Linked DNA regions of Mus musculus: regions 1, 2, 3, 4, 6 and 7 are each linked to region 5. A link is a loop called in an ENCODE intact Hi-C map of the cell type or tissue named here. Cell type or tissue: heart. All regions are shown on one strand. Region 1 overlaps Cep83 (centrosomal protein 83). Region 2 overlaps Plxnc1 (plexin C1). Region 3 overlaps Plxnc1 (plexin C1). Region 4 has its middle 3.1 kb from the start of Plxnc1. Region 5 holds the start of Gm32898 (a long non-coding RNA gene). Region 6 has its middle 26 kb from the start of Mrpl42. Region 7 has its middle 3.0 kb from the start of Gm40744.

Region 1 (4,000 bases), 150 kb after region 5:
GAATAGCTTTTAAATTATGTTATTACTAGGATATAACTTAAGACGTCATTTATATAAAGTTTATTCTACACAGAAAACATTCTGCATTAAGACTTAATATAAAAAAAAGACTTAATATCAAGCTTGGTTTTTGTTTCCCCATTTGGATATGGTTACCTTTATGTACTATGTAGCCCTGACTGTCCTGGAATTTGCTAAATAGAACAGGCTGGCCTTCAGCTCAGAGAGATCAGATTGCCCAGGCCGCTGTAGTGCTGGGGTTAAAGGTGCTAGCTACCACACCAGGCAGCAGGTTTGGTTTTAACTGCCTAAATTAGGCACAGTTTTCATATCTTGATGTTTATAATTATTGTTTACATTTTAAATGCTTATTTTGTCAGTAAAAAAAAGTTTCTTTACACAACTTAGATGCTCTAACTTCAATTTCCTAACTTACTTAAAAGACACAACAGATGTATCTAATTCCAGAGTGTTTCGTGTAAGCATTGTGTACATGTTATTCTAAATACAGTGTCATATTCATAAAACTTGCTCTGCAGCAACAATGTGAGGAAACATGTGGGCACATAAGAGTCACCATAGCTGGAAAGGGTAGGGCATGGTCAGATAGGCAGGGAGTTTGAGAATACTGGCCATAGTGCCTATTTGATCTAAGAATTTCTGTTCAGTACTTGGCATGTGTGCCTGTTCTCTGGCAGGACACTGGAGGAAAAACAGATCCAGTGGTTGGAAGAAAAGCACAAGCTCCATGAGCGAATCACAGACAGAGAAGAAAAGTATAACCAAGCCAAGGAAAAGCTACAGCGCGCAGCGACTGCTCAGAAAAAGGCAAGTGGTTCTTAGCTACAGTGCTTTCTGTACTGCCAAACACTTTCCCAGAGTAAGATGTATTACTGGCATATTTAACTTGATATCTAAACATCACACTTTGTTTTAATTTTGCAGAGAGAGTTAGTTGGGGAAATCCAACTAATAGGTATATTCCTAAAATATTTTAAAGTTAATATATATTTTCTTATAAGTGATATTTTTCAGAGCCAATCTATACAAACACGTATAGCTAGCTCATCACAGTGTGATGACCTGTTTCAATTATACTTAGCATCTGTAATATTGCTTTTGTGGTTAAAGTCTGGGCCAGAGATAGAGCTCATAGGTAAGAATTATTCAGGCATATCCACCAAGTTCTAGATTAGCCAGGACTGCTTGTTGCCATAGACAGGCTACATGCCTGTCTCAACAATAACAAAAGAAGTGTTTGTTTCCAACTCAAAAAACAAACTTGCCCCAGCAGTAGGATCTTGGACTTCTCCTTGGCTTCTGAAACTCTGACAGTTCCTGCTTTGATGCTACAGATTTGTCCTCTGTAGGCATATGTTCACATTCTTGGAACCAGTCCAGTACTTGATGAAATGATGTAGCCAGATGATTCATCTAGTCGGTAGTTTACAGCTTTTCCTACTACACACCGGCTGTGGTACTCTCCTCGGCTGGGGCTCATTGCTGCAGGGCTTCAGCAGTGATTTCCAGCAGGCCTGGAGTGTGCCAAGAGACAAGCTTGTGTGTGTGTAGTTGTAAGTTACCATTTCATAGGTTCTCCTCATAGTGACATTGGGTATGGAGAAGAAATACAATGTGAATGAAAGAAATATGCCCTAGGAATAACAGTATCTTAAGATCTGTATATATTACTGAATAGGTTTAAATAACTGAAGACACTCTTGTAATTCTAAAAGTAGTATAAAATTGAGATTAGAAGATATCGTTTCTTATATAAGAAACCCAGCATTTTATACCCATAGGAAGTACATTTTTTTCTCTTTTATTGGCCACTCATATTCCTTTCTGTCCATGTATAAATTTTGAAAGGCTTTTAGTGTTGGTGAAGTTTCAGTGATTTTTTTTTTGATGACTCATAATGACCTTAGAAATGCCACTGTACTTCTTGTATTGTGTTTGAACTTCAGAAACCTCTGAATTAAGAAGTCTTTAGAAAGTCTTTCGACTTTTTGTCTTTTGCAGATAAACTTTCATGTTCTTCCAGTATTAGGAATAATTGTTGTAGAGACCAGAACCTAATTATTGAGGTTAATTTGGGTTGACTGCATTTGGAGCAAAAGTGACATCCAGTGGTGACAGAGATTATTAACTGATAGTAGGTGTGCCAGAAAGAGGGCAGAGAGTGATAGGTTAAACCTATCAAGTGATGCTGTACCATTATTGTAATGATGCAGTCTCCCTTTTTCTTAAATACTTAACTGGTGGCTGAGAACATAGTATTATCTCACTTTTAGACTGTGGTTTGTGTCGGGAGGTGGAGGGCTAAGGGGGCAGGTGCACTCCTTGTGCATGGAGCACTGCCACCTCTGTCATTCTCTGCCTCTTCCTCTCAGGCAAGGTGCCTCCAAACCTAGAGCCTGGGCCTGGTTTTGAGGCTAGGCTGGAGCCACCAAGTTCCAGTGATCTTCCTCCCTTCCACGCTTTTCTCTGTGCTGAGAATACCTGGTCTGTTAGGAGAGTGTTGGGATCCAGACTCCAGGTCTCTGCTTATGCTTCACCAGTGTACCATCTCTCTAGCTCCTCACTTCACCTTTTGTTGTTGTTTTTGAGACAGAGTATCATGTAGCTCTGGCTGGCCTGGAACTGTATAGACCAGCCTGACCTTGAGGTCTGGCTGCCTCTGCCTCTTAAGTGCTGGGACTAAAGTCACAGGACACTATACCCAGTTTATTTATTTATTTATTTATTTATTTATTTATTTATTTATTTATTATATGTAAGTACACGGTAGCTGTCTTCAGACGCACCTGAAGAGGGCATCAGATCTCATTACGGGTGGTTGTGAGCCACCATGTGGTTGCTGGGATTTGAACTTCGGACCTTTAGAAGAGCAGTCGGGTGCTCTTACCCACTGAGCCATCTCACCAGCCCCCCCAGTCCACTTTTTAAAACGTGGTGTGTGAATTAAAATTTAAGTCATAGACGATTGCTCAGTTTAATCCAGTGAATAGCAGTGACCTGAAACTATCACACCCTGTGGAACACTGTTCTATGAGCTTAATTTTATCAATGAAGTTGAAAATGAGGTGTGTGTGTATGTGTGTGTACATGTGGCAGAGGTAGTATTATGTATGTAAATATATATACTTTTAGGATTTTAACTGATCTTAGCTTTCAGATAGCTTTTACAAATGAGGGAACTGAAGTTGTAGGTAACCAAGATGACTTGACTAGCTAGAATCCAAACTTTGAGAATCATGGTGCAGCATGCCTTTAATCCCAGCACTTGGGATGCTGAAGCAAGAAGAGTGTGAGTTTGTTGTGCCCGTTTGAGAGCCAACTCTGATGATGCAGTCGCACTAGGGTCTTTTTATTCAAGCTCCAGCTTGGGCTCACCATGGACCCCGACAGAGCAGGACAGGAAGGTAGAAGCCCGAGCCCAGTTTCAAGCAAGCATTTTTAAAGGCAAGCCAACAAGTAAAGGGGCTTCCAGCCTGGCACGGATCTAACTGGGGGCTATTATGGACTTTTGTTGCTCTTTAAAATAATTGGCTGGTGCTAGGAGCCAAACCATAAACTTAACTTCTGCTTTCCACCTGATGGTGGATGTTAGGAAGTGAAGTGCTAGGGGCAGGCTTGTAACCTGGAAACTAGTGCTAGGTGTGGGTTTGTTGGGGGTAACTCAAGTTCAGCCTTAGGTCAGGTTCTCTAAGATGGAGTCAGAACCCAAGATCAGGTCTCTCAAGTTCAGGTCCAGCCTAATCCACTTAGGGACATTTTATTTCACAAAAAACCAAGGCCAGGAGATCAGGCTTGCATCTATGGTATAAAGTCCCTGTCTTTCTGCTTTTACTACAAGGCACTGTTATTCTAGTGTCCCACTTTCTTTGAGTCTAGATATTTTTCAAGTTTTCTCCTTAGAGTTCATATGAGTCTGATTATGCCTTTAAGTCAGCACCCTGGAGGAAAATCAGAGGTAGGTGGAGCTTTGTGGGTTTTA
Region 2 (4,000 bases), 170 kb after region 5:
GGACCTCACTCATCTATAGAATGGGAAGCATAGTCCCTGAAGGATGAACTAAACCTAGGAAGTGCGGGTTCTAAAAGCTCCTTTTACTGGGAACAAGCACATTGTGTTTTCAGTATGGTATAGGAGACACACTGGGCAAGTTCATAGACACAACCAAACAGATCATAGTCTTCTTGCAGTTCTTCTTACAAATCAAGAACCTGTGTTTGTGGCATCAAACTCTGGCAGATGGAGGAGGAGTTCACTAACAGGACCGAGGCCAGTCAGGAAGGCCCTGTAGCACAGCAAAGATGCCATTTGTAGGAAGAAATGCACTAAGATGGTGAAGACGAAGAGTTTAGCGGCTGGGTGGGCAGCAGGGCCATGGGTGTGGGTTAGAAGGCAGTTACCGTCCAGGAGGGAGGGAAGGAAGACATGAGAGGAAATAAGAGGGACGGGAGGTTTTAGAGAGCGGAGTGAAGGCAGGCTTCCATGGGAATATGGTAAGCGTTGGCAGTTCCGAGTAGGGTTGTGGCACCTGAAGTCCCCATGAAACCTCAGTCTCGGGAGGTGATTTCAGGGATACTTATCAGAAAGCAAAGCTGGGCCTTACCTTCCCCAGTTGCTGTTCTGTGAGAGAAAAGGCATCCATGAATGCTTGGGCAATCACTGACAAACAGCTGTCTATGTGTGGTGTCTTCTTAATGTCAAAGACAAACTGAGGGTTCTTCAGGATGTTTACCCAGAATCGAAGAGGGAGGCTGTTTGAAGGGAAAACAGTCTCTTCTCAGGCAGGACTTAACACAGCCGGTGCTCTGTGCACCAGTTTGTAAATGAGTGTGTCTGACCTTGTTACCCAAGTACAGAAACCCGCTTAGCCAAACTGATAAGCAGCAGGTGGCAGCATCACTCAGACCCCAAAAGGGCTGACCCCCCAGTGAGTGAAGGGCAGGCTAGGAAGTCCAAAAGTGACCCTGGACAAGAATTCCATATCTGGGTTCGATGAGATGATGTCACCAACAAACAAGAACTTTTCACTCAAATCTGTTCCGCCTGACCCCTTTGAGCCCCTCTGGTCTAAGCCACTGACATCTTGTCTGGATTATTTGTCCCCAGATCTTGATCCTTCTAAGAGAATCAGATCTTACCACTCACTTCTCTCTTGTCCTCTGTCAGGGTCTCCTCTCCTGCCACTCTTAACTGAGCTCGTCTCCACTAGGTCCTTTACTGTCTTCAATTCATGTCACCCACGATCACATCTTAGGGCTGTACAGTGTGGTCTGTCCTTGGACACCCTGGCCTGATCCTCTGACCCTCTTTTATATTCTCCATTGTACACATCACCTTCTAGTGCACTTCAGCGAATGCACCCCGTCTCTCTACCTACTAGAATTCACACTTGGAGGACAAACTTAAAGTGTTTCCCATACCACAGCAATATGGCACAGTGTAGACAGTTAAAGAAATAATGGAATATGAACTTGAGACTCATTCAAGTTCCACATCTCTGTTCCAACTTTGGCCTAGCTTACTGCCGCCACCACATGGGTGCTGGGATTGTCAATGGCTCAGTCTGTTGTGGCTGGTGGTTAGTACCTATGCTGGGTGTAGGGGTTGTCGAGCCGGGGGATATGAGGCTGGCACTGAGAACAGGAGTGAGCCCAGAGCAAAGCATATAAACCCAGAGCAAAGGGCAAAACTGACTACGCATTGAACTTCACCTTTACTGCTTGCTAGCATTTAGAGGGCTTTGAGCTCACGTGAGACATGCTATTGTGCCATGTCTGGGTCTCAGCTGAGGTGCACAGCCTTTCAAATAGAGGCAGTGAGCTATAGCAGTCTTCTGAGGAGATACCAGCGTAAGTGGGGACATCCTGCTTCTTCAGGTAAATGTAAATTAAATAACACTGTCTACTACCACAGATGACAAGAGCATGAGCCATGTAGAATCCCAGTTAACACACAACTTGGAAATTATAAAGCAATTATGTAGGCACAGGAACAGTCTAGTAAAAGTAATAGGTTAAACCATAAAACACTTAATTTCTCATTCCTCACTAGTCTAACATTTTAGACAAGTCCCCTTTCATGCATTAAAAGATAACAGAATTTTGTTATTTTATCATCTAGAATAGAATTCAAACCCTGAGATTCTGGTACAGTAATTCTGTATATAATATTATGCTCTAGGTTCTTGAAGACAGCCAGCAATCACCTACATTCCCACCTGTTTGTTTTCCAGATGTGTACAACATCAGGGTCTGTGATTTTTTTGTTTTCAGCTTGGGCATCCAGAAAGTCAAAGAAGTATTTTATAGCAAATGGGGCCCTGCTATTGGGCAAACTCCAAATGCTTCGGAAGAGTTTCTCAAGCACAGAGTGAATTGCCACCTGGAAGACAGAAGGGGAGGCTGAGATACACGGGAGTCATTCTGAAAAACAAATGGAAAAGCCAGCTCCAAATTCCGAGAAAGAGCTAGATATACTAACCAGAGCAAAGTCATCTGAGGGGCAATGGGAAACGGTCAGAGGAGGTCAGCAGGAAGTGGGACAAGAGTTCTGCATGTGCTCACAGATAGAGCTGCTATATAAACTTGCTGACAGCAACACTGTTTAGATGGAGTATGATGCAGAGATAGGTGTAGGTGGGTGGGCGTGCGTGTGTGCACAGGAAGCCACTTGTTGTTTGGCCTTTACTGTGTGCAGCCTGGATAATCTTGAGTGATGGTGCTCCACTGCTTGATCTGTTGCCTGTTGCCTGCATTTCCATCTCGGGGTTTAAATACGGACTTCCCAAAGCAGTCGAGTATGAAGTTGAGTATGAAGAGCTCTCTGGGAAAACTGAACAATCAAAAGGCACCGGCACTCCTCTGCCTAGCACACAGATCTCCTCAGGTCTGAGCAGATTTGCTAAGGGAGCCTGCCCAGCAAGGTAACAACAAGGCCAGGGGGACAGTAATGGTTAGTAGTGGAGCAGAAATCCAGAGACTTCCACTAACCCCCAGAAAGAGATGCGGTAAAATTTGCTCCTGATTTGGTATTCCTCTAACTTCCACATCTAACACTTTTTTATTACATGAACAGAATTCTTAATTTCAAGATGGAGAAAAAAAGGCAGTAAGATCTACTAGGTTAATCGTCACAGATTTCCCCCTCATTTTATTTGCATTTCAAAGGAGTTTTATTGCTTATCTATAATAACAAGTAAACAAAAAGGAATAATTATGCTGTCAGCCTAAAAGATAATAGTGAGATGGTGGCAGAGGAGCAGGAGCGGTGGTAAACGCCCTGACTGAAGATGCTGCAGGAGGAATTTATGAAGTGCTCTTCTTTTTTCAGTTAAAAAAAAAAATCGAAGGGGGGTAGAGGATGTGTCTACAATTTAAACTTTCATTTTGCTTTGCTAGAAGGCACTAGGGATTTGTAACATTTTCACAGTTGAGTGGAAATTAAGTTGAACACATCATATACCCCCAAGGTGGCCATGAAAGCATTCCTAGAACAGTGAGTGTACCTTGGTCGACAGCAGCTTGGTCAGATACATTTCTTTTACTTTGAACTTGTGTTTCCCTCGATGTCTCTTCCCTTGAACTACTTGGAATGCTTCTGAATCTGGCAGAATCTGAAAGAGACGACAGCAGACTCTGCATTACCTGGGGGACTGAATGCTACGGGAGGCACGCCGATCAGTGGGCAGCACAAGCCTGCCAAACTCACCAAGTGGCAGTGGTCATCTGAGTACTCCACATCTGAACACCAGAGAAAGGGAGAGAGAAAAAAGAAGCCCATTAAAAAAACAACCACGGACTAATTGGCCTCAACAAAAGCCCTGCTTGTGTTCTAAAGCCAATGGCTCCGCTATTATCTATGGGCTCTTCACAGCTGCACATTCTCTGCTGCACCTGAGCAGTGTGGGGAGGGGCTAGGGGCTGGAGTGGAAGCAGGCTCCCTGGCCCTGCAAATGTTAGAGCAGAGGTTAAGTAGACACTTAACTGGGGATAGGGAGGAGGGGGTCCTAGCC
Region 3 (4,000 bases), 180 kb after region 5:
TAAGTATTTGTTGCTTGAGCCCCCAAGTAGATGCATTCTGTCACATCGTCTGAATCTGCTGAGACCATGGAGGAGTGCTGTTTACTGGCTTGCTCTCATGGATTGCCCAGCCTGCTTTCTTAGGTCATCCAAGACTACTAGCCTAGGGATGGCACCACCCACAGTGAGCTGGCTCCTCCCACATAAATCATCAATCAAGAGAATGTCCTACAAGCCAGCCATGGTGGCACATGCCTCTAGTTCCAGCACTCTGGAGATAAAGGTAAGCTGATCTTTGTGAGTTGAGGCCAATCTGGTCTACATAAGACAGACACAGCTGCATAGTAAGACCCTGTCTCAGAAAAGAAAAAAAGAAAGAAAGAAAAAGAAAATGCCCTTCACACTTGCCATTCTAGTGGGGAACATTTTCTCAGATGAGGTTCACTCTTCCAAAATGACTTCAGCTAGTATCAAGGTGACATAAAACTAGCCAGTACAAGTGTTATTACATGTATAACTATGGTCATTCCTATAAATAGGATTTGTGTAAATGGGCTGTAACTCTATCAACGTTGTTTTGTAAAACATTTCAAAGTTTTGAGAATGGCCAGCCACCTGTCTGTCCATTCCCAGGCAACAGGCAGTCCCCTCTCGGACTTGCCTCAGTGACTAGCTTTACCCGCTCTGGAGAGTCAGAAAAATGGACCTAAGCAGTACATAGTGTGTGTTTATTGTCCATGCTTTTTAGGGTCAATATAAGGCCTGTGATCATCTATTAATATACACTGTGCCTGTCAGTACATCCCTTTTCATAACTGTGTAATAGCCCATGATATGAATGTACAACAAAAACTTCCATATGGTAAAGGAAATGCTAATACATGCAATGTTGGGGATTAAGTTTAAAAATATGCTAACTGAAGCCAGTTACAAGATCACATATATGATCTCATTCATTTAAAATGCCCAGAACAGGCCAATTTATATAGACTGTTAGTGTGGTTTGTTTTTTAATGGGGTTATAGAGGAGACTGAATAGTAGTGAGTTTCTCTTAAAAGTGATGAAATATTCTAAAGTCAGGCAGCGATGATGCAGAAAGTCGCACTTTTTTTTTTTTCTAGACAGGGTTTCTCTGTATATCCCTGGCTGTCCTGGAACTCATGTTGTAGACCAGGCTGTCCTCAAACTCAGAAATCCGCCTGCCTCTGCCTCCCAAGTGCTGGGATTAAAGGCATGCGCCATCATGCCCGGCTCCCACATTTTAAGCAGGTGAGTTTTGTTGGTTTGGGGTTTTTTATGTATCCTGGTACTGGGAACTGAACCCAGGGCTCTCTGCTTGCTAAGCGAGTTTTCTATTACCAAGCTGCATTCTTCTCTAAACATGTAAGCTTTGGGAAACATAAACCATAACTCAGTATAGTTCTGTTAAAAATCACTTCAGGTTTTACCTGTGCAGGTTGATGATAAATGCTTTTATCGTGCAATCATGTGAATGCCATGCCTACGTGTGACCTCCCCTGAGATGAAGTTCAATACCATCACTTTAAGGCCTTTTGGAACCAAGGATCCCTGGGCCAGAGGCCAGGGTCTTTCTTGCATAACCAGTTAAGTCCTTAGAAATGCCTAGTACACAAGTTACCTTTGGGCAGAGAAAATCACAGATGCTGAGATACAATGGGCAGGCAGGGGTTAAGAATAAATGGTTCTGAAGGAGGGGCTGGTGGTCCACAGGATAAGACAAAGCATGGTCAAGAGGAAGAAAATCAGGGACCAACCCTACCTCCCTTCAGCTGAGGCCTAAAGAGCAGCTGTCACTTTGAATCCTATCAGCTAAGTGACTTTCCTCTCCACTTTAAAGCCCTAATACAAATTTGGACCTGGCCTTCCCTGATTTGGGAAAAAAAAAAAGTGGGGGGTAGAATCTTAGAATTGCTCTTTGGCTTGCTGCACATTGGTTATCAGAATGTACAGACCTCCCTGCTAAGCACCAGAGGATTAAGCACAATCTCCTTCAGGTGACACCCACAGAGGAAGAGGCAGCTCTCCAGGGGCCTCAGACACAGCTGTCTAGCCAGCTGTGTCCAGCCAGCTGCTAAGTTTAGGCTAGAAGCCTCCCACTGCCAGTGTTCAGGACATCTTATGGGAAGAGGGGGAGTCTGGGGAGAGCTAGCAAGACCATCAGGCCTCGAGGCGACTCTAGCAAGTGTTCTTAATTCTCACGGAACTCTTGGACTGCTGTTATTATCAAGCATCCTCCTTGAGCCATTCATGGTTTTCGGACTGATTTCTCAATTCTCCATATTTGAGGCAATTAAAATAAATGCCCTGTGCAGGCCTCCCCTTAGCAGAACTCATACACCACACTTATAAGAATGTGTGAATGCAGTTAACAAAATTCCTCCCCACCAAGAGCTGGATGTACTGATTCTAAGCCAATAAATATCCTTTTATAAAAGGAAGCTGGTGATTCATTCTGGGTAATTGTCAAAGAATGAATCCCAAATGGATCCTGTTGAGTGTTGAGCCAATACTTCGCTACTGTCAGACGCTTTGTTTTGCCAAAAGCGAGCACCCTTCCTCTATAATCACAAACACCATGGATGGGCCTTCTGATAAGGAATGCTGCCAGAAGTTCAAATGTCTTTTCGGGAGCTGGCAGCGCTTGGCTGCTGGCACTGTGCTCAGGCATTAAGATAGTGTAGATGCAGCTTGAACAGAGGAGATTTTGCTCCGAAAATGATCTTCCAAGAGCTGGTGTAAAAGCATTTTATCAGTGGATAAGTTAGATGTGTGTGAGCATACTCCTAACCTTCACAGCTGCTCTAGGGCTGGAACATTTCCACCCCATGTGATGCTTTAACACTATTATAAGGACAGAAAAATAATTTGCAGATGTTTGGGGGGGAGCGGAAGGTTTCTGATTTCTATTCTCAAGTCAGCTGCTGCCAAGTTCTGGCCAGAAATGCCTTTTTCAAAAGTGCCATGGGATCCAAAGAGTTAAAACCACAGTGGCTGTTTGTTGCATCCCAGGAGCTCCAACCACTTCCCTGAGTGTCACATCCATCTACTTGTCCTTCTGTGAAGCAAGGAACATCATCTGAGCCCCAACTTTAGGGATGGAAACCAAATTAAATCAAGGAAAGATTAATGCTACTAGGTAGATCTACAGGAGGACTGGTTTTCCAGCCCAGGGCAGAATAGGTAGGTGTACATGGCATTTTCAAATGAAACCCTCTCCAGTGACGCCAGCCCAGGAGGTGATAGAAGTATAGACTTTCTCATCATCAGAGTTAGAAGTTGTGGCCACACGGGGATGAAATGAACCCATGTCAGCAATTTAAAGCCATGCCTGGGATGTAGCTCAGCTGTTATGATGCTAGCCTAGCACGCACGGAGCCCTGAGTTTGATCCCAGCACTTCAAGAAGTAGGTGTGGTTGTAAATGCCTCTAATCCCTGCACTCAGGCTAGGGAAGCAGGAGGCTCAAGAGTTCAGCTTGAGCATATGGAGCTGGAAGCCAGTTTGGGCTACATAAGAAGCCTTTGTCTAAAACAAAAGCTAATAAAGTCACTTCAAAATAAATCTGTGCATAAATGAGATATCTTGATGGCAAGATGCTTTCTTTATGTCATAGGTTATAGATTACCCCATAAAATAGATTTTTCTAGAGACAAAATGCAAACATACTTAATCATATAAAAATGATATTTGTGGGCTGGGGAGATGGCTCAGCAGTTAAGAGCACTGTCTGCTGCTCCTTCAGAGGTCCTGAGTTCAATTCCCAGCAAGCAACAGCTCACAACCATCTATACTAGGATCTGATGCCCTCTTCTGGCATGCAGGCATATATGCAAATAGAGCATGCATATACATAAAATGAATGAATGAGTAAATACATAAGAAAAAAAAGATTCTAAAAACATGTTACTTGTGGGGACAGCTTAGTGGTTAAAGCATTTGCCTTGCCACTGCTTCTCCAACAGACCCAAGATTGGTTCCCTATACACATCAGTTGGCTCAC
Region 4 (4,000 bases), 320 kb after region 5:
CATTGGGCTCAGCAGCCAGGGCTCGCATCTCAAGAGTCCGGAGCTCTCTTATGTTTCTAGAGGGGCTCCCTCCACCACTTCATCCAGGTAGCAACTGTCAGCTGGGGTGCTCCCCCCTTCCCCCACCTCGCAAGCCACCGAGAATTTCTGGAACAGAAAGATCACTGTGCTCTGGGGAGCAGGCAAGCTCATGTTTTCTCAGAAGTGGGCTTCCCAGAGGCAAGCCTTGGTGCCTTCAACTCTGTGGTGAATGGAGAGGGAGCTAAAGACCCGTATGGGTCCTTAAGAAATGATCTGCATTCTTCCTAGATCTTCCTAGGACTGCAACTGGTTGCTGTGTGATCTTCTCTTCTTAGCTCCAAGTCAGCCAAGCTCTGGATAGGAATCTGTATTGTTTTTTAAGGGGGCTCTGAATGAGCTTCCTCACAGGTCACCTGCTGCAGGTTTTACACTTCCACAGAACTGCTTAGATCTGTTCCTCCCGCTGCTGAGATGGGAGCTTCGAAAGGCAGAAGGGAGGAGAAGGAACTGGGCAAGAAGCTTGAAAGTCTAATCTAGATGTACAGTACAGTATTAGGGGGTGGGTGTAGCTCAGCCAGGCCTTGACTTCCATTCTCTCTGCTGTACACACACACACACACACACACACACACACACACACACACACACTATTCCTTCAGCAGTGGCTTTTAAAAGATGGTCCGTGGCCATCTTTCCATGTGCAACCTCCTCTTTGGGGACTGGCTATCCTTGTTTCTCTCTGCTGATGGGCAGTGCCGATGCTCTCAGATGTTAGCTGGAGGTCACCTCTTCTGTAGTGTCAGAAAGTAGAGGAGAGAAAAAAGAAGCAGGGAATGTAGGTCTAGGTTGATGTTAATATGGACCTCTTAAGTGAAGCAAATCAAGTGGCTTACTTGCTTAAAAAAAATACCCCCCTCAACTCATTCTCCACCACTTGGAATATTTTAAGAATTTTTTTTGCATCACTCAAATCCGAAAATAAATAAATAAATAAATAAATAAATAAATAAATAAATAAATAGCAAAATAATTCCTCTCCAACATAGGGCATACATGCATCAGTCTCCTATAGTCACTGTGGCTGACTCACAGATGGGCTGTGGCAGTGTTATGGGCCAAGAAGCAGCATTCAATTCCATTTTGGAGATAGCCTTACTTCGCTGGTAAGCAAGCCATTTCCCTAAACCCCACAGAGTTGCTACAGTCAGTCACAGAGCATCTTGGAAGCTATTTGGATTAAACATACTCCATGGTGTGGCACGTTGCTCACTGCTCAATTCTTTGCTGCTGCATTTTGAAAAAGAAGAAACAACATCCTACAAAAATTACCAGCAAGGTGTGGAAAGGGTTCTGATGGTCCCTGCATCTCCTTAGTTTGCTGAGACCATAAGCCCTATTCCGGCAAGCAGGCTTTCTCTCTCTCCTCCTGTTTAATTGCGTGCAGACTCCCATAGTGGAAGAAACCCGAATCCATGCTAACTTTTGGGCATGAAAAATGTAGGCGATTAAGAAACCTGGAAACAGGTTCTTCACTGGTCCTGCCCCATTTTGAGCAAACGTCTTTGCCCCTTCCCAATTTTCTCCTGTACTAAAGCTCCACCTTCAGGACGCACATTCACATTTGAAAAGTGTGGGAAATATGAACAACTCTATATAAATATTTAGGCATAGGGTCTGTATTTCTTTAAAGGCCTTCTCTTAGACACACCCATCTGGCGGAGGGTCCATAGCTCACTCATCCCTCACCAATTGACTGAACCCATCCATCTTGTTGGGTGTCCCTTATGACACATTTCAGAACTTCTTGTAACACAAATGGCTGAAAACCAAACAAAAGAAGGTGATACAGATCTGTCCTCCAGACAGACCTGCTACCACGGAAACGGGCCGTTCAGATGGGTTCTGAGCAGTTGTACGCACAGCCTTTGCTAGCTGGAAAAGTCTCCATAATGAGAAAATATCCACTCCCTCAGGCACTGGAGGCAATCTGGGTTAACCAAGCCATCTACAATCAGACTCATTTCTGCTGGACAGGGCTTTATAGATTCTGTGGTTTCCTGCTGGGACTTGGGACGTTAAGAACGGCTGTTCAGTAGGCAATTGGTCACAGTCACAAGATGGTTATCATTCACATTTCACTCTTCTGTTTTGCTTTTTTTTTTTTTTTTTAACTGACCATACTTTAAAGGGCTGATTGGGTTGATGGGAGCCAGAAGCAACTAAGAATGTTAGTTCTAGTGGTCAAGAGATCCTTTACACACCCTTTCTTTGTAGCTACGATGACACCTTGCCCAATTCCACAGAGATCACATCTGTTTTGGCCTCCTGGAATTTCAGACAGGCCACCTTGCCTCTCCACAACTCTGCTCATATCTATGTGGTCTTCGGGCTGAAAACCTTATCAAAGTTTCTGGTCCCTTTTGGTGACTGACAGGAAAATGAATTGAGCCAGCTTCCTTCCTGGTCTTCAGATTAACAGATAGTTGAAAGTACACTAGAGGAAGTATCGTTTTATAGTTTGAGTGGATGCTAAGAGATGAGTTGAACACAGTTCAGCCAATAGAAGTCAGTTGAATTCAGCGCAGTCATGAGATATGACTGAGGGATCTGGCTGTGACGTCCGTCACCTCATTGATCGCAGTTGAGCTGACTAAGCTGGCTGGCCAGGTGGGCCTGCCCTTCCTCCCCCAGCATTCTTGTCTCTCTCCCTCTCAGTGTTTCTCCATCCACAGACAAGGACCATTGGTCAAGAATATCCACACTTTAAACAAGTTTTCAAGGTGTGGCTGAGTGTGGGAAGCCACATGTGCCGTTGCAGAGTGGCACTGACTACTGCTGGCCACCACGTATAAGTTTGGACAAACAACCAATGTGTACATATGCAGTAAAGTTTTTTGCAAAGACAGTGCCTGGCCCGGGCATGGTAATGAGGCTTTGAGAGTATAACTAATCAGATGTGAGACATGCAAATGAGGTATGATAATGAGGCTCTGTGAGGTACAGAGAGAGAGAGAGTAGCCAATCAGATGAGGAACATGCAAATGAGGCGTAGTGCATAACCAATCCTGGTGTAAGACACGCCTCTCCTAGGCCTATAAAAGCAGCACCAGTTCTGGGCTCGGGGTCTCTTCGCCTCTACAATCAAGCTCTCCCAATAAACGTGTGCAGAAGGATCCTGTTGCAGCGTCCTTGCTGGTCGAGTCTGGCGCGCGCAAGAGCTGAGGGAGTGTAAGATCAGGTCCTGCTGTCAGTCAACATGGCCTTGGATGGATGGATGGATGGATGGATGGATGGATGGATGGAGAGTAACCTTCTATGCTTGGTGACAGTACCCAGTGTTAGTTCCTGTAAGAAGGCTGGATTGTGTGATGGGCTCACCTCCAACATTTCAGTTGTCAGCTTTCTCTGTCATGACTCAGCAGAGTTGGATTACATATTGCTTCCCAGAAGAGTAACACTTACAGACAAAAGAACAGAGGTGGACATTCAAAACCACTGTTCTTTGCGTAAAGTCCCAACGCTGCCTTTCTTTACGGCCTGTAAGAGCCTTCAATATTATAAGGGCCTTTGGAAAGGGTGGTAAATGCCAATTTTTCTCAGAGGCTGCAGAGTCCAGGACATAAACTACCCTGGCACTCGGTGCTGTGTTACAGAAGCGGCAGGCTGGGCTGGTTAAGTTTTTGTCACCTTGACACAGACAAGTATCATCTGGGAAGATGGAATTTCAGTGGAGAATTTGCCGCCATCAGACTGGTCTGTAGCACATCTGCAGGCCATTATTATTCTTATTCTTATTATTATTATCATTATTATTATTAATTGATGTGGGAAGGACCAGCCCACTGCAGGTGCTGCCACCCTTGGGCAAAGGGTCCTGAGTTGGATCAGCAAGGGCAGAGAGCAGTTCAGTAAGCAGTGTTCCTCTATGGCCTCTGTTTCAGGTCCTGACCTCTCTTCTCCTCAGGATGGGCTGTAGGCT
Region 5 (4,000 bases):
GCCAGCCCAGGGACCCTCGTGTTTGCTCAGTATCCACACAGCAAATAGCAAGAGCCTCCCTTGAACGCATGGGTCAGAAAGGATTTTCCTCAAATCTAAGTGAACCTCCAGGGTGACGGCTCATTCAGAGCTGTGCTGGACAGGGTGTCCTAGAAGACGGGTGCCAGGCTTCCTTCAGCTGGGTCGACCATCAACTGGCTTTTCTTCTCATTTTTGTGTCCTGGTGACAGAGCCAAGCCTGGGAGACTGGAGGAGGACCCAGGCCAGTCTGGGATCTACTTGGAATGAGAGCCCAAAGGGCAGCTGGAGGGAGCAGCAGGGGGTGGGGCAAGGAGGAAGGCCCACTAGCTGTGCTGAAAAGGAGACCCACAGCTTTTATGCACATGATTAGTGATGAGCTGGTTGCCTGGCAACGGCAGCCCCTTTCCCCCTTCTATCCATACCCCTCAGGCTGCATGTAATGTTTGTGACATTTTTCTTTTCACCGCAGAGACAGGGAGTCTGCCCCCTTCATTAGCAGAAGATGGTACCACCCCGGGTACTCCCCCCCACACGCACACAACCGGCTTGTTAGAAATCCTCTCCCTAAAGCATTTAATTATTAATTGCACATTGGGCTGATTGCTGTATCTAGATAGCCCTGCGGATAGTTCACAAAAATAAAATGCTTGGAGCGAGACCTGGCACATGGGAAGTGCTATATGAAAATTAGCTGAGAAATTAATGTTCTTAGGAGTGATTCCCTAGGGCTGAGACCTCTTGGTCCAGGTTTGTTCTTTCCGCCGTTTCTCAGACTCTCCCAAAGCCAGAGGCAGAAGAGCCCTTCAAAGTGCCTTCCCACACAGCTGCCTTTGTTTACAGCTGGGGAAACTGAGTCCCAATAGACCACTCACAACACCAGAGTCAGATGGAATGCAGATCTTCAATCTTCACTATACTTCCTGTTCTCAAAAATTTAGTGTGCCTGAGAGTGGACCTGCAGTCCATCAAAAATGCAGATTTAAGATTCCTCAAACTGTCTTTTACTCTCTATTAGTTTCCTGGGACTATAATGACTTACCTCAGACTTTGCCAATTTATCACCCACCGGGTTGGAGATCCGAAGTCCTAAAGTGAATTTTAAAGACTGAAAACGAGGAACGAGGAGTCCAAGTCCTTCCCGAGGCTGGAGGGGAGAATGTGGCCTTTACCTTTAACAGCTTTGGGGCTGCTTATATTCCTTGACTTGTGGGAAAGTCACATGATCATAGGTCTGTGCCGGGCATCTGCGGGTTCATTTGTGTTGTCCCGGCTGTGCCTCCACAAACAGATTCCGGCCCAGGTGATTAAGGCAGAGCCCTGGGAACTGCATGTGAGCCCCCACTGAGAACAGAGGGTCTCCTAGACAGTTAGGAAGTCCTGCCCGCCATGCTCCTTCCTCTTCGTAGGGAAGGCTGGTCTTCCAGTCCTTGGTCCCACAGTCTGAAAGTGAGAGAAAAATAAAACCCACTGCTGAAGTGTATGGGGGGGGGCGGTGGTGGTGGAGGGGGCGCTCCTGTCTTGTAAATAGGAAACCAAGACTGATGGACCCCTACTTCCATATGCACCCCAGAAAACCCAGAGAGACCCACCCACACCAAGCTCTTTCCCTCTGGGAGATCTAAGCCTAGCAATCTGCCAAACACAATCAATCAATCAATCCAAACAAACAAACAAACACTATGCTCTTTTGAAGGTAGAGAAGTGAGATTCTCCGAGATCACCATGGTAGCCCAAACTATCCTCGAACTTCCCATCCTCCTGCCTCCGCCTCCCAAGTGCTAGGATTTCAGGCACAGGCCGCCACACCCGGCACTTTTAAACATACAGGAAGATGGATGTGCTAAATTAACTTCAAAAACATGGAGTAGTAACACTGGAGAATTCCCAGGAATTGTCTCTCGGAGCAGTGAAGGGAGCTGGGTATCTCAAAGGATGGGTGAGAGAGTGACGGGCCTGTTCCTGCTCAAGTCCCTAGAGGAAAATTGGAAAAACAAAGGAGCCCTCCCTCCGCTGCTGCGTGTGTGACCACTAGGGGGCGGAGTGTATCCAAGAATGGGAAGGCCACCTCTGCTTGCCTTTGGTTGTGAGGGCGATTTTTAAAAGGCCCCGGCTTACAGTGTGAAGGGTCATTGCCTTTAATACAACCTTAGTCAATAGGTTTCTAATTGGGCTATTAATCTGGAAGTAAGTGTGACATCGGAACCCCAGAGGGTGGGGTGAGAGGGATACAGCCGTGACAAATGAGTAGCCTGCGGAGCTGTTTTTAAGGGTCAGCTCTCTCAGAATCTTTGTTCTCCTTCAGTGTGAATTGACACCACTACCCCATCACCACCACCACCCAGCAACTTGGGACTTTGTCACAGAGCAGTAGGTTAAAAATAGCAACACATCAAATAATAATTCAGGAGTTTTCTGGTCTTTAGTCTCTGCAGCTAGAATGCAGCAAAAGTAAGCAAGAGATTTATTTTTATTTATTTGCAAATGAATTCAATGGCACTAACTAAGCTATGTGTGCCCTCAGATCTGCCAAGGTACAGAACCTGACTGAGGCAGGAGCACACGGCCATAGTTAGAACACATAGCACGCCGATTTCTTGCTTGGGAATTAACCTCAATAATGCGTAACTCAACCATCTGCAGGCAACATTTGGACCAATTTGAATTTAGCAGTGGCCTGTAGGCTCTTGGTGAGAGAGAATTATTAATGAGAATTTCTTAGACACACTAGGCACTGGGCTCTTTTCTTCTCTCTCTGTCTCTCTCTCTGTCTCTCTCTCTCTGTCTCTCTCTCTCTCTCCATCTTAGTTCCTGTTCCTGTCTTCCCATAGTCTTGAACAAGCCTATCCCAGTGAGAAAACTTGGACCCCAGAATCTGGTCTTTCACCTATTCTGACATGGTGGGCGTTTTAGAAAGCTCTCCATCTTCATTAGATCTGAAGATCTTAAGAAGAGACTTATGCTTCATAGTTCAATGGGGCCACAGAATCAAAGCCACTGTACTAGAGATGCCCGAGACATGTGCGCCCATGCAAAGGGATGAAGTAAAGGGTGCCATCTTAAGATCTAAAGGGACCTGGCATTTCAGAAGAAAAGGTTTTATAAGTTAGAAATTAAAAGATAAGAAGAAGAAGAAGAAGAAGAAGAAGAAGAAGAAGAAGAAGAGGAAGAGGAAGAGGAAGAGGAAGAGGAAGAGGAAGAGGAAGAGGAAGAGGAAGAGGAAGAGGAAGAGGAAGAGGAAGAAGAAGAAGAAGAAGAAGAAGAAGAAGAAGAAGAAGAAGAAGAAGAAGAAGAAGAAGAAGAAGACGACGACGACTGGAATTGTGCCCTGTTTGCTGAAGGTCCAGGGTACATGTTCCTACTTAGAGGGATGCATTTGAAGCCTACAGATCTGTCAGAGGACAGGCATGCACTGGGCATAAAGACACAAGTATCAATGACATATTGACATCGGCTGATGGGCAGCTGGAGAAGGAGCCCATGATTCCCAACAAATCAGGAGCCGACTGGGCACTGATGCCGGGGCCAGCCTTCGGGTAACGTGATCAGCTGTGTAAACCACAATCTATACCCAGGGGAGCAGAGAAGGAGATAGACAAGGTGAAAACGTTTCTTTACTGCCATGCCCCAAACCTTCTGAAACCTGGAGTTTATATAGTCTATGGGAGAGGAGAAGAGGAAGAAACCTTCAAATCCAGGATACGGCTTGAATTTAAAATTGAAGAGAAGCGAATCTCAATGAGAGAAATGATTCTGATAAGCAAAACAGTCAGACTGAAATATAGGTGGGAAGGGGCGGCTCCATGGCGTAATCAATAGATTAATCTGGAAGAAAGAACACACACACATTTCATGTTTATCTCCCCGGAGCTTTGACAATCTTCACTAATTCACTAACCCTGTTACTCCAAGGGAGATCAATAAATATCAAATATTCTGCTGGAGGTGAAAGACCGGAGCCTGCCTTCTTCACACAGCCTGG
Region 6 (4,000 bases), 850 kb after region 5:
CCCAGTTGTGAAGGTTACAGCTTAGTAGGAGAGACAGACATTCATCAAATGACCACACTAGAAGATGCCTAACCGCCCTGCATGGTGGCACATGCCTTCAAACTCAGCACTCGGGAAACAGAGGCCAGCCTGGCCTACACAGTAAGTTCTAGGCCTGCTAGAGCTATGAGACCTCATCTCAAAAACAACGAGGACGATGACGACGACAACAACAAGAAAACGAGGAGGAAGGGGGAGGGGGAGGAGGAGGAGGCAAGCAGCTTAACAATGGGCACGTCAACTGGTTGATGGGTAAAAGTGCTTGCTGTATAAGCCTGATGACCTGAGTTCAGGCCTTGAAACTTAACTCCCCAAGTTTGTCTTCTGTCTTTCACACCACACCAGGGTATGCATGAACACACACACACACATACACACACAGACCAGGAGTCGGGGAACTACCAAACACTTCAGGAGGTATAAGAGATTGCCGTCAAGCCGGCCAAGTTCAATATCCAGATCCCATGTGGTAGAAAGAGAGAATTGAACACCCTCTTCATACATTGAATAAATGTTTACAACAACAACAACCACAAAAGATGAAAAGCAAGCCTACTGGCAGGAACCAAGTCCTCAGCTGACGTCTCCCCATGGTCCAGCTTCACTTTCCTACAGTCCTGTGATCCTCCTCCAACAGACTCCCATTGCTGGACTCTACTGTGGATGGATGGGCTTCTTGGCCCTGGAAATCAAGAGTCTTAACTAATGGGTTCTCTTACCTCTGCTGACTGGGACTAGAGTTGTTAGCTTCTTAGGAAGGCAGGAGTTTGTGGGACCAAAAGAAGGAGTCACAAAACCCTTAGCCCTTGTGAGGAGGCAATTCAGAGGCACAGTGCTTGCCTGACATGTATAAAGAAAGCCCTGAGATCAGTCCCCAACAGAACACACACACACACACACACACACACACACACACACACACACACGGAGAGACAGACAGACAGACAAACATATACACAGACAGACACATGTGGAGAGACGAGAGACAAACAAACACACACCATTTAAAATTAAAAACAAAAAAGAAAGTACAAGGGCTGGAGAGATGGCTCAGTAGTCAAGAGCACTGGCTGCTCTCCCAGGGGACCTGAGTTCAATTCCCAGCACCACATGTCAGTCAGTTCCCAGCTGTCTGTAACTACAGTCCCAGGAGATACAAGGGCACCAGACACCCACATGTTACTAAGACACACCTGCAACGAAAGCATCCATACACATTAAAAGAAAAATCTTTAAAAAAAAACATATTTTCTAACAAAAAGAAATCTGATGTCTTTAAATATACATAAAAGATTTATTTTTATATATGAAAGTACAAAAACAGTTAACAATGTTATCTTTGAGTAAGTCAAGGTTTTCTACCTAAACTTAATTAAAAAAAATGATAGTGAAAAACATCCACAGTTGGGAATGTCATTAGAAAAATATAAGTAGCACGGCCGATATTTAGCAAGTAGCACTGATCTTAAGGATGTTTGAGTTGGCCAGCTAGAAAGCAGATCTTCTCACAACCAGCTGTTGTATAAATACTTAATGATAGACGAGTAGAACGACTTCCGGCAATGACATTATCAAACCACCCTTTCTCAAGTAGCAATGTTCAAATTCTCTGCCATTCTGGCATTTCAAAGTCACAACCACAGGGTAAGCGGTTCAGGCTGAATGCTGTGTCACAGTGCCCTCTGGCGGTTTCGTCGAGAATGTGTTCCGCAGGTTAAGGCAACACAGCCTCTCCGGCTCTTCCTAGGGCTGCTTTTAAAGTAGCATCCCTCACATGTAATTGTAAATGGCCACTAAAACCTGTAAGTGGTTTTTCATAGAAGGGTAGTGAGGAAGGTAATAGTTTTGTCTCAGCCATGGAAGAGATAGGAAGATACAGAGGAAGTAAGACTGTGATGGGTTACTATTTGTTTAGAAAACTCAAAATCAGCAACACATGAAAGACATAATTCGGAGCCGGGCGTGGTGGCGCACGCCTTTAATCCCAGCACACAGGAGACAGAGGCAGACGGATTTCTGAGTTCAAGGCCAACCTGGTCTACAGAGTGAGTTCCAGGATAGCCAGGGCTACACAGAGAAACCCTGTCTCGAAAAAAAAAAACAAAAACAAACAAACAAACAAAAAAAGACATAATTCAGGAACTACATTAATCTATATTTTCAATACATTAAAGTCTAATTTGCTAAAGTACTCACACAGGACTGCGTTTGGCCTTCTAGAGTTCCACATTGGTCAACTCTGGACTCACAGAAACACTTTTTAATTATTTAATTTTACTTACAAGCCTTGTTCTTTCATGCTCATAACTTATCTTGATCTTTGTAAAACTTTTATTATAAGTCAATATAATTTTTTTCAATAGAAATAGCTTTGTTCAGATAAGTCAATATAAATTTTTTTCAATATAAATAGCTTTGTTCGGTATAAATTTGAAAAAGACTAATAGTGTTTTAAAGTTAGGAGCAAAGTTGGTATATCTGACAAGCTTGTATCAGACTTACTTTCTTTGATGCAATAAAAAAAAGAGAGAGAACCTAAGTGCTCCCATTGGGCAAGAGGTTCACATTACTGTCAATTATTGCTAACCTTCTTCTCTTTTGTTCACTATTCTGTTTTTGTCAGTCTAAGTTTTATTCCAAAAAGTTATGTATTAAGATTAAGATGTTTATAAAGATGTCCATCATTACAATAAAGCACCCAACTGGACAGACAAGGATCCGATTCAGTATTAATGGCCTAATTCCCTGATGGGCAACTTAAAAAAGAAAAAACAAGAAAACCTTTCCGGAGTGAAAGGCCAGGACGGCTTCTAACAGAATTGGTGCCTCTCGGGAGTTATAAAATCCACGATTTTGTCTATTTCTCCTTTCCATTCCCTCTCCTTCTCCTGCTGAGATTTCCCTTCTACCTCTTCTTGGTTTTTGGTCAACTGTTCCACTTCCTTTGCCTGAGGACCATGCTCACGGCCATTCCATTCTCTCCTTAGGGTGGCCATTTCTACTTCTTCAGCTGACAGTTTACCAACATCTATTGTCTTATTTTTTTATCATCTTGACAGCTAGAGCGAATGTCGACTTCAGAGTCCTTTCTCCTGCGTTGTAGTCTGGTTTCAACACTGACACAGCTCGGGCACTGCTGTCTCCAATGCTCATGCGCTTGGGTCACTCTTAACAGACCTGAAAGCCATGGTGCTTACCCCAGCCAATACACAGCAAGGAAACAGCAACCGGACACTTCCCTCCAAACTGCGCATGCGCCTCTGTGATAGCACAGTGCTGTAAACAACTGCGCACGTGGAATTGGCTCCTGTTACTGGAATAAATACCTCTGAGCAATGAATTAGTCAGGACCTTAGCATCAGGTGTTGTGCCTGCCACGCTGCAAGCCATGTCCTCATTAAGTTTATCAACTTTCCAGAAAACAAACAAACAAACAAACAAAAAACCCCAACCGACTCCATCAAGAAGCTTGTGGCTGTTACACCTCTTCTACTGCAAGCAAAACTCCATCATTGGCTAGAATTCCCAAACAGGTGCCTGCATGTCCAATGGCTTCCACAGCATATTCTACTTGGTATTACTAAGAGACCTTCTGGGAAAAGTACTGTGGTCCTGGAGTCATATCTTCAAGACACAGCTTCTGAACTTGATGTAATTCCGGAAGAAGGCATTGAGGGTGCAGAGCCAAGCCGCTCTGCTCAGCTGGAAAATCAACTTATTAGCTATTCTTTACATTGCACTTGGCTTCCTGACTGTCCAGTTGCATCGCCTTCACTATGCACATTTGGTTAGGCATCGATTTTGAAAAAGAAATTATCTTCACTCAATTTTATAACATTCAGACAAACGTTTTAACATTAGTGTGATAGAACATTTACCAACTCTCTGGAAGGGCCTGCTGCCAAGTCTGATGATACATGGGCGTCTGGAGAGCTGGCTCAGCAGAAGAGCACTGGCTGCT
Region 7 (4,000 bases), 330 kb after region 5:
TATAGATGTATAGAGGAATGGATGTATAGATGGATGGATGTATAGATGGTTGGATGGATGGATGGATGGATGGATGGATGGATGGATGGATGGATGGATAGATGGGAGAATTGACAAATAGATAAATAGGCCAAGCACCCTTTCATACCACTGTTAACTCTTCTGAGGTCAGGGATAGCAACTTAGTGTTTCTCTACAATTCCTTTCTTGGTGGGTGGGGACACTGAAGTTGTCAATGAAGGCAGTGATCCACAAAGAGGCAAGAATAAAACCTCTGTTCAGATCGACATCACCGTCCTGTATCAGACTTGAGGAGCCTGGTACCAGGTGGTTCATTGTCAGCATGTTTAAAACAGTACAATTTGGGAAAAAGTTTCCAGGCAACAATCATTCCTATTCCAGGTTTCCAGGCAACAATCATTCCGATTCCAGGTGCAGAATAAAGCTTAAGGTGTGAGCATTTAGAAACTGCTTTATGAAATACATGTGACCACGAGGGTAGGTTCCATAGCTAAAAAGCCTAGATTCTAGTGTGGTCTCTGACTCAGGACAGAGATTCAACAGGCCACAGGGTACATGGGACATTCCCCCACTAAGGAGGGCTTCTATTACCTGTGAGGTAGGGAGGGAGAGTCTGGAATAAACGTTGTGGGGGATTTAAGTGAGGTCTATCTCTATAGCAAAAGGGTGAGATCTGCTGTTGCTGCTGCTGCTGCTGCTGCTGCTGCTGCTGCTGCAGATAGCAAAAAGGTCACCGGGCCGTCAACAATATTCACTCCCAGCCTTCTAGACAGTGAAAACAGGTATTTTATCTCCTCCATTGAGGAGAGGTCCCTGCATGCATAGCGCTCTTGATTTCTCTAGCAATCTCTGGGCAAACAAGACCTTTGTGCCCCCAAAACTTTCACATCTCAAACCTTTTATTTACTTGCTTATGTCCTTAGCAAGAAACCCTCGGGGCTCCTGATGCCAGGCATGTGATAGGGCTGAGGGTATAGTCAGGAGCAATGCTGTCCTGTCCTATGCCGTTTACGGGGCTTCACACAGGGTCAGTGTTGAGTCGATGTTGTCGGAATGTTTCTGCAAAAGCAGGCAACTGCAGGGGTGGGTGTCAGTCTTTGAGGAATCCACAGCTCCAAACACATTGACTTGGCATACGCACAATAACACGCTTACCAATTCACGGGTTGACATTCTCAACAGAGACTAAAAAGGAAAAAAAAATGCAGTACCCTGCCACAAAAAAATACAGAACTGAGAAGAAGGAAGGGCAGCGAAGCTGGGTGCGAAGCTAAGTGTGGCATTTCGGCTATTTGTTAATTTACATAGCCTCTCAAACTTTTTTTGAAAGTGGCTTTGTGTTGAAGAGGGAAGAGTCTTATACTGTAATTATGTTAGACAAGCTTATAATAATTATAATAATTATCAACTGAGTGCCAATAATACTTTAAGAACTCCACTGAGCAATAAAAGATCATACTAGTGTCTAACAGGTATTAAAATTAAGCTTTTTAAAATTGAAAGGGCACAGATTCAGCATCTTCTATTTTTTTTTAAATAAGCAAAGATTCTGACAAATAATTAGCCCTCGCCTTTGCCTTCCTGGCTAGAAACTTCTGTTTACAAGAGAAATGTTCACTAAGATGGTTCTGAGTTACTGAGAATTTAAGCAATGTATTTTCTTAACATACCTTGAATGATATACTCTGTCTGTTTGAAAAATATGACATCTGGTTAGATCTTTGGGCCATCACAGGCTGGAGGTCTTAGGAATCTACAGACGAACAAGTTTTTGTTAGGCATAGGGAGTTTAAGCATCAGGCATAGAAAAAGCCATGCTTTGGCGTGCGCTAGTACTCCCCCTAGTGGACAGGAAAGGTGTATGTGAAGAAAAACAATTGTTACTGACCTGAGGGGGTGTTGGTAGGTACCCGTGGCTTACAAGGTTTCATTCCCCCTTAGCATCTGTTCCTGAAAGCTGGTAGTATGTCGTCGATTAATAAGGTTTGATTAGCACTCTTCTTCCTATTTGGCATCCGTAGCAATTAAGGTGTCTCCCCTGCAGGCTTTCAAATGCAGCATGAAATTACGGTGAGCCCAGAACACAGTAGCAGGAACAGAGCTCTTTATATCACTACCCGGTTTCTTCAAGACACTCCTCAAATGTCATCCTCATCTGGAACGATTTGAGTTCATACTGATATGACGGTGCCGTCCAAAACCTGAAAAGATTGGCTCTCTTTAGAGAATCTATTAATATCTGTGTTCATGGAGGCCAAATACTGGGGGGGGGGGGGGGTGTGCTTTTGTATATTGCCCAAATCAGATTTCTGGGCTTGTTAGTCTTTGTCATTTTTTTTTAAAGTACCCCCCCCTGCTTGTTGGGTGTGATGTCTGGGATTTTTCTCCACACCCACTTGTTGATGACAGGCATGTTAAGGCAGGATACTAGATAGTGGGGAGGGTGTAGAAGAATAAATACACATCGGAAACAGATCTTGGCTTCCAAAAAGCTGTTGATCTACTTTGACATATCAACGTTGTGTCTCCTTCCTCCTCCTCCTCCTCTCTTCTTAAATGTTGATGGGCTGAGAACCATGGCAACTACTCTTCTCTGCCTGGAAAGCCTTAACGGTCTCGTTCTGGAAACACATCCTCCCAATCTCCCATCTTCCCATCCAGATGTGACTCAAACCTGGGCAATCCACGTGTCAGAGACCTGGTATAGGTTACATGATCCTTGCAGACAAAGCCAACGAGAGTATTTCCCAGGGACTGTCACATGTACAGTGAGAGAATAATAGTCTTTTACTGAGCAAATCATGCTAGCCTATAATCTCAGCATTCATCCCAAACTGGGGCAGAAACGGCCCAAGTTCAAGGCAAGCCTACCCTGCATAAGGAAACAATGTCTCAAAAACAGAAATTATTTTGCGAAGGGGGAGGAACTTCAGGTTGTGGTTTCCTGAAACTGTCAGCAACATTGTTCTCTGCCTACTAAGAAAAGTGCTGTGGAAAACAGATGGCAAAGGAGCCAAAGCTCAGAGAAAGTAGAGGTCAGGGGCAGCAGAATGGCCCAGTGGTCAAAGTGCTTGTTGAACAAGCAGAGTTCAAACTGAGACAAAGGCAGAAGGAGAGAACTAACTCCTGAGGGTTGCCCTTTGACCTCCACATGCGCATGCATACTATGGCATACACTATACACACAAGCGCAAGCGCGCACACACGCGCGCGCGCACACACACACACACACACACACACACACACAGCCTCACTGAAGCCCACCAGTGTTGTGTCATTAGTCCCCATCTTTCCATTGAAGTCATGTACTCTTTGTTGGCACCCTCCTTGTTGCTGTGCCCATGGTCACCACGTGCCGATGCCCCTAAGACAGAGGCACCCGAGTTACCCTGACTAGATCTATATATCTAAATGCCTCCTGGACATCCCCCTTGTTCATTTCACAGGTACTTCAAATCAAGTTTCTAGTACTTTTTTTTCCCCTCTGTAACTTCCTAGTCTCACTGGAGTATACCACATTATACCCTGGCTCTCATGAAAGGCAGAAGTCATCTCAGACAGTTCCCTTGGTCCTGGTGACTAATCCCCACTGTGGTCCCGACATGTGCAATAGACTCGTTTTCTCACATCCCAGATCTCATGTGTTGCTTGTTTATTTTGAGACATGGTCTTGTGGTGCATGCAGCCCAGGCTGGTCTTGAACTCATGTCATTTTTCCCCCCAGCCTCCTGAGCACTTCAACAACTATATTCGTATGCCACTGTGCCTGACTCCCGTCTATTTCAGCAGCCTGATGACATCTTGAGTTAGTTCCTCCTCTGTTTATAAGGAGACTGTTTTAGGTAGGACTGGTTGGGAGTCTGGCCCCAGGTTCATTACCCTGGGCATATATGTAGCCTTTCATCTGTCATCTTTTAAAAAAAGAGAGCACACCAGATAACTTCCTGTTGAACTTCCGGCTGGAAGTCTTTCGACCATT

Evidence for each region. Hi-C counts contacts between places; a loop is a spot of excess contacts. Peaks named below come from ENCODE experiments on the same cell type or tissue, not always from the same donor. Only the 100,000 strongest peaks of a DNase experiment are listed, where the experiment ranks them.
Region 1: it touches region 5 in a loop (3-fold over the local background); 4 of 42 quality-filtered maps call a loop at or near these places.
Region 2: a loop joins it to region 5, with 2.3 times the contacts of the local background. A loop is called at or near these places in 8 of 42 quality-filtered maps.
Region 3: a loop joins it to region 5, with 2.5 times the contacts of the local background. A loop is called at or near these places in 8 of 42 quality-filtered maps.
Region 4: a loop joins it to region 5, with 7 times the contacts of the local background. A loop is called at or near these places in 22 of 42 quality-filtered maps.
Region 6: it touches region 5 in a loop (5-fold over the local background); 11 of 42 quality-filtered maps call a loop at or near these places.
Region 7: it touches region 5 in a loop (8-fold over the local background); 39 of 42 quality-filtered maps call a loop at or near these places.

The regions. Positions count from the first base shown.
Region 1 is chr10:94,770,247-94,774,246 of GRCm38, forward strand. Cep83 (centrosomal protein 83) reads left to right here. Exons shown (of 16, transcript NM_029852.2): 13 at 699-828. Among named protein-coding and RNA genes, the nearest start is that of Cep83, 83 kb to the left of the region's middle. In heart, no CTCF peak of the experiment used is centred here; no DNase peak of the experiment used is centred here.
Region 2 is chr10:94,795,778-94,799,777 of GRCm38, forward strand. It overlaps Plxnc1 (plexin C1), which reads right to left. Exons shown (of 31, transcript NM_018797.3): 25 at 3,697-3,728; 26 at 3,494-3,601; 27 at 2,207-2,370; 28 at 593-740. Among named protein-coding and RNA genes, the nearest start is that of Cep83, 110 kb to the left of the region's middle. In heart, no CTCF peak of the experiment used is centred here; no DNase peak of the experiment used is centred here.
Region 3 is chr10:94,802,176-94,806,175 of GRCm38, forward strand. All of the region lies in intron 23 of Plxnc1 (plexin C1), which reads right to left. Among named protein-coding and RNA genes, the nearest start is that of Cep83, 120 kb to the left of the region's middle. In heart, no CTCF peak of the experiment used is centred here; DNase peaks (open chromatin) are centred at 2,056 and 2,696.
Region 4 is chr10:94,945,979-94,949,978 of GRCm38, forward strand. No RefSeq gene overlaps it. Among named protein-coding and RNA genes, the nearest start is that of Plxnc1, 3.1 kb to the left of the region's middle. In heart, a CTCF peak has its summit at 1,618; no DNase peak of the experiment used is centred here; H3K27me3 peaks cover 845 bases.
Region 5 is chr10:94,621,726-94,625,725 of GRCm38, forward strand. It overlaps Gm32898 (a long non-coding RNA gene), which reads right to left and starts at 1,979. Exons shown (of 5, transcript XR_001779842.1): 1 at 1,847-1,979; 2 at 1,191-1,461. In heart, no CTCF peak of the experiment used is centred here; a DNase peak (open chromatin) is centred at 2,036; H3K4me3 peaks cover 328 bases; H3K27me3 peaks cover 984 bases.
Region 6 is chr10:95,474,446-95,478,445 of GRCm38, forward strand. It overlaps the pseudogene Gm3619. Among named protein-coding and RNA genes, the nearest start is that of Mrpl42, 26 kb to the right of the region's middle. In heart, CTCF peaks have their summits at 1,721 (motif pointing left) and 1,923; a DNase peak (open chromatin) is centred at 1,696; H3K27me3 peaks cover 371 bases.
Region 7 is chr10:94,956,641-94,960,640 of GRCm38, forward strand. No RefSeq gene overlaps it. Among named protein-coding and RNA genes, the nearest start is that of Gm40744, 3.0 kb to the right of the region's middle. In heart, a CTCF peak has its summit at 1,863 (motif pointing left); no DNase peak of the experiment used is centred here.